Regions from separate parts of the Homo sapiens genome. Here region 2 is linked to region 1. Evidence: chromatin contacts called from ENCODE Hi-C or POLR2A ChIA-PET data. All regions are on one chromosome and are shown on one strand. Each heading gives the region's core, a stretch centred on a gene start or an enhancer-like site at or near the end of the contact. The rest is flanking DNA. Distances are from core to core; before and after follow the strand shown.

Region 1 (2,695 bases), core at 50-2,549:
AGAGACGAGGTGGGCCAGGCTGGTCTCGAACTCCTGACCTCAAGTGATCCACCCGCCTCGGCCTCCCAGAGTGCTGAGATTACAGGCGTGAGCCGCCGCACCCGGCCGCAATCTGTCTTAACAAACACTCTAGGGGATTCTGATGCTCACCAAAGTGTGAAAAACACTGCATTAGACAGTGCTTGGAGAGCACCTGATAACCATTCCTTTAGGAACAAATTCCCCTCCTATTAAACACATTATTCTTTGGATCTGTTAACATATTTTGCAAAACTTCTGGAGCCTGAGCAGCAGGATTTTGTCAATACCCCACATTTAGTGTACCAATAGGTCCTATCTTGATTTTAATGGTCCTGCCCTAAAACCAACCAACCAGCCAACTACCCACCGATTCCTCTACTGGGGACAACCTTTTTCACCTTTATAACTTCTGCTTATTCACAACATCTAATTATTCATGGCCTCTGCTACTTCATGGCTTCTTTTGTGCACCTTTTCAGCTTCTGATCCTGATACCAACTGAACAACTGTCTACGTCAAACTTGTTTAACTCCCTGTTTAACATTAAGAGATTTTTTTTTTCGCAACTCTTTTCCTTTAGGTCATCAGCTATCATTAGTGTATTTTATGTATGGCCCAACACAATTCTTCTTCCTGGGGAAGCCAAAAGATTGGACACCCCTGCTCTAAATCTCAGTTTAAACTCCTGAGAGACACATATTGTTGGTGAAATCGCAAACTGGTACAATTTAGGAGGGTAATTTGGCATCATTTATCAAAACTACAAAAACATGGCCTTTGCCCCAATAAGTCCGCTTTTAGGCATTTATCCTACAGATACACATGGGCGTGTGCACCAAAAAGTGGGGTCTCTCTCTCTCCCTTAGCTCGGCCAGAAGCCAGGTCACCTACCCTCGGTCACTCGGGGGCCAGGACCTCTCTCCCTGCCCCTCAGTCAAGGCCCTCTCAGTCCGGGAGGCGCTTCACACCTGGGCAGGGTGGGACTGGGCGCGCCTCACTTCACGCTTTCGTCGGTTGGAAGCAGGTGGGGAAGTCCCCGCGGCCTCGGCGTCTCGCACGCCTGGCCCCAACACCTGCCGAAGCCGGCTGCGACTCCATTTTTCTTTTTTTTTTTCCTCCTGGGAAACGGAGGACCCGCGCCGCCACGAAGCACAGCGACCCCGGCCCTGACCCCAGCCGCCCGCCGCCGGTGGGCGGGGCTTGGCGGCCCGGCGGGGCGGGGCTCGGGGCGGGGCCGGCGTGGCGGTGGCCCGGGTTGTAGCCGCCGCCGCTGCCGCCGCCCCGCCGCCGCCACCTCAGAAGCAGGAACCGAAGTCGTCGCCGCCGCCGCCACTGCCTGGGTCTTCGGTCGGGGCCCGCAGCCATGGAGGATTTCATCGTGATCTCGGACGACAGCGGCTCTGAGAGCTCCGGGGGCGCCCGCCCGGGCCGGTCGCGGAGGCCGCGCCGGGCCCTGTCGCGAACCTCCGGCGCGCTGCCCCGCCGGACCGTGGTGAGTGAGCGTCGCCTCGTTTGGGGGCGCGCGTCTTCGCGACCCTCGGCTGGGCCCGCCGCCCGCTTCCCGCCCCTGGCGCCTCACAGCTGCAGCCACTTCCCGCCTTGCCTCCTTCCGGGCCTCTCGGGCCCCGGGGAGCGCGGCGGGCCGGGGCAGGGGCCAGGGCAGGGACCGGGGAGGCCGGGCCTCCCAGGCTCAGCGCTGAAGCCCGAGAGGACTGCGGCTGGAAAGCGGCCGAGCACATGGACGAGCTCCTGGCGCGCCTGCTGCAGGGGCTGGGGTCTCAGGCCGGGGCCGCGGGCGTCCTCGGAGCCTCGGCGGGACGTGGGGGCTCGGGTGTACTGGCCGGGCCGATGCAGGAAAGCGGGAGCGCGTAATTCTTCGGCCTGTGGTGGACACAGATGTGTGCAGGGAGGTAACAGGAGCCCAGGCTGGGAGGGAGGGAAGCGCGGGCCTGGGCCAGATGGTGGCCGCGCTCCAGGGCCTGACTGCAGAGCGAGGGGCCCGATTTTGGAGTTGTACAGGAGGGCGATTTATTTCCTCAGCACTTACCCTGTACCAAGCCCTGAAGGAATAGGGAAGGAAACCTCGCGCGCTATTTCTGTTTCCCTCAGAACCCCTTCGTCTTTGTCGTTCATGAGGTGGTGAATTATCTGCCTTTCGAGAATCCTGCATCGATGTTTATTGAATCCCTACTATGAGCCAGATGTTGTAGGGGCCGGGGATACAACGGCGAACACAATATCCATGGTCCCCTCAGAAGGTGATACATCATCAGGTGGTTGTTGAGGACCTACTCAAGCGGTGGGAGGTGGAGCTTTCTCTCAGAAGGCTTCCAACGATCTCCCCAGCCTCCCAGAGCCATCCCCCGGAAACACAAGGATTATCAAGCTGATGTTATGTGTATAGATCATACAGTTTACCATGCTTCCTATGCAAATACTCGTTCAAGACGTTTCCTAGCTTCTGCTGCCCCTGTTCCCTTTCTAGCTGGTTTACAGTCCCTAAACCTCCATTGGGAACCCCTTCTGTGCCCGAGGTACAGTGCCAAGTGCTAGATGATCACTATAGAATGAATAGCATGCAAAACTAGTTAATATATATTATTTTTCAAGCAAGAGGGTTTCTCAGGACGTCTTAGAGACAAATTTAGTTGAGTTAGGCAGCTCATGAGGTAGT
Region 2 (2,695 bases), core at 141-2,640, 370 kb after region 1:
CCTTTCCCTCTAGGATTTCTTTCCAGCATGGAGCTATCCTTACACCCATAAACAGGGCCAGAACTGCCAAGCACCTGCAAATACCTCTTCTGTGCTGACAAGACCAACAAAGGCTTGAGGGACTTCGTCAGGCATCTGAGTGTGTCTGAGAATCTCAGTCTGCTGCCCCTCGTCCCCTTCTCTCGTAGTGCCCTCAGAGCAGCGAAGTCTCCTGCTCGGGGGTGTGGGGGGAGAAGGAATCTAAAGGTGTTAGCCAGACCTGCTTCCAGAAACGGCCCTCAGACCATGCATACATACATACATAGGAGGGCAAGAATGGACGTTCATGGACGTGCAAACGTGGGCCAGTGTGGGTGGGAGTGGGCAGCACGCTAAGAGACAGAGTGTGTGTGTAAGAGGGAGTGTGTGCACAAGGGTGGCAGTCTACTCCAGGGTATCTGGGTACGCAAGGGACCCCATGAGCAGGGGTGAGCAGGCCAGGGCAGGGTGGCCCCGAGTGTGTTGTGATCAGGGAGTATTGTTGAGTTGATGTCCATGCTGTGATCCGCGATGGCTGGTTTGAGTGCGTAGCTGTGCCTGGGTGTGTACGCAAGGCTCCCACCCAGTACCCTGGGTGACAGGTGGCCGTGTGTATGAGTCTAATGGAATGACCAACAGCCATTGTGTGTGTGCGGTAGACCTGTGGCCTCACTCGAGGAAATGAGGCGCCCGTGCGTGAACGCGGTGTTGTGTGATCGCGCCCCGGAGTGTGTGCCACACTGGTTGTGTGACGGCGAGTGTGCTCAGTAGTGCGAGTGGAGCCAGTGGAGCGTTGAGCTCGCTCCGGGGAAGATGAATCAACGCGGGAGGACGCCCTCCCCCCAGTGGCGGGAAGCACCCCCTCCCGCGCGGCCATGCCGAACAAAGCCAGCGGGCGGCGGCAAGGCCGGGCGCGGGGCCGACCCCACAGCCAGGTCAGCCTGGCCCGCCGGGCCCCTCTGATGTTCGGCCCAGGGCTGCGGGACCCGCCCCCGCCCCGCCCCGCCCCGCCCCGCCCCGGCGAGGAGCCTGGAAACAGACACCCACCGCCCCCAGCCGCGCGCACACACCCGGGCTCATGCCGCGCGAGGTGTCCGAGCCCCGCCGCCGGGGGGCTTCGAGGACCCTGGACAGCGGCTCCGGGGCGGCAGCGAGCGGATGAAGGGGCTGCCGCCGCCCGCCCGGAAAGACAGCGGGTGTGGGCGCGGCGCTTACCAGGCAGTGCCGCTGCTCCGGCTCCTGGGCGAGATGCGCTCCGGCTCCCGCCGCCGCCGCCGCCGCCGCCCGAGCGGCCTCGGCTGCCTCCGGCCGGGCTGGCGGGAGGACCCGCAGACTCGGCGCCGCCGTCCCCAGCGCCGGCTCCGCGCTCCCGCCCCGCGCCCCGCCCCGGGCATGCGCAGTAGCCGCCCGGCCGCCTCGGAACCGCGAGGGGGCGGTGACCGCGGGGAAACCGCGGCCGGAGGGAGCGAGGGAGGGGCGCCCCTCGCTGGCCAACCCTAACTGCGGCCGCTGGGCTCCCGGGTTCCGCGCCGTCCTCGAGCGGGTTCCCACTTCACAGACAGGGAGACTGAGGGCCGGAGAGGCTGCCCCTTTGCTGCGAGCTTGCTGAGGGCGGGGCGCGCCGTCTAGCAGATCTTAGACCAGCCCCTCGAAAGCCCTCGCCTGGCTTGACCAAGGAGGGAACTGGGGCTCAGAGGGGGCAGTCGCCGGCCTGAGGACTCGAGGCGCCTGGATGGGGACCCAGGTCGGCGCGATCTCCCGGCTCCGCCAGCGAGGAAATTTCCCGCCTCCGCCCCCCCCACCCCCGGCCGCACTTCCGGCCTCCTCTTCCCCGCCCCCGGCCCTTTGTCTCGCCGCTGCCCACGCTCCAGCGAGTGGCGGGGACGCCGGAGGTAGTGGTGCGGGAGAGATGCCTTCCAGTCCCTGGCTGCGGCCTCCCCGGGGGCCCGCCCGCCCTCCCCCCTCCCCCTGGATACCCTCGAGCAAATCATTTCACCTCTCTGCACTTCAGTTTCTCGATCTGTAAAACGGGACTAACATTATGCACCTCACGGTGGTCTTGGAAGGGCAAAGTAGGTGTTCAGGGGTTTCCAGTGGTATCTGAATCACCAAGGACACAGAGACTCGCTGCCCACCCCCTCCACATTTCCCTGCAGAGAAGGAGTTCCCTTCCCCTTGACTTCCCAGAGGAGAAAAAATAATTCCGTAATTGCTCTAGATGTGACAAAACCCTCTCGCACCGGTACTATGAAGCCACCACCATCTATTAATCAATGGTAACAACCATTGGCAATGATGCTTATGTAGGGCCAGACACGGCGCTAAGATTCTGTTTACAGGTTTTATCTAATTTCAATTTCCAATCGCTTAGGAGCAAGTTAATATTAATGTATTATATCTCCATTTTTCAGATAAGAAAAGAGAAGCAGATAAGTAACTTGTTTGTGGTCACACATCTAGTTAGTAGTGGAGCTGGGATTACAAACCCATGCAGTCTAACTTTGAAACCTCACTTCTTATTCTTACATTTTACTCCCCTCTCTTACTTGGTGAACCGTAAGTCACCGTGATCCTTTAAAATATATATATATATATATATATATATATATATATATATATATATATATATATATATATATTTAAAATTCTAGGTGATAAATGAAGAAAATCCGTGGGA

Evidence for each region. A loop is a pair of places that touch in the nucleus more often than their neighbours do. ChIA-PET counts read pairs that join two places held with the same protein, here RNA polymerase II (POLR2A). Pooled maps may share reads with other maps.
Region 2: a loop to region 1 is called in a map with no recorded cell type, with 5 times the contacts of the local background. The contact joins the promoter of GPRIN1 here to the promoter of SIMC1 in region 1. A Hi-C loop is called at or near these places in 1 of 37 single-sample maps with no recorded cell type and 6 of 50 pooled maps. POLR2A ChIA-PET finds 5 or more read pairs at or near these places in 1 of 52 experiments (A673).

What each region holds. Positions count from the first base shown.
Region 1 is chr5:176,237,125-176,239,819 of GRCh38, forward strand. It overlaps SIMC1 (SUMO interacting motifs containing 1), which reads left to right and starts at 1,300. Exons shown (of 10, transcript NM_001308195.2): 1 at 1,300-1,513. The coding sequence starts at 1,385. RefSeq lists silencers at 972-1,091, 1,142-1,261.
Region 2 is chr5:176,608,766-176,611,460 of GRCh38, forward strand. GPRIN1 (G protein regulated inducer of neurite outgrowth 1) reads right to left here and starts at 1,391. Exons shown (of 2, transcript NM_052899.3): 1 at 1,234-1,391. RefSeq lists silencers at 972-1,031, 1,092-1,721, 2,623-2,695.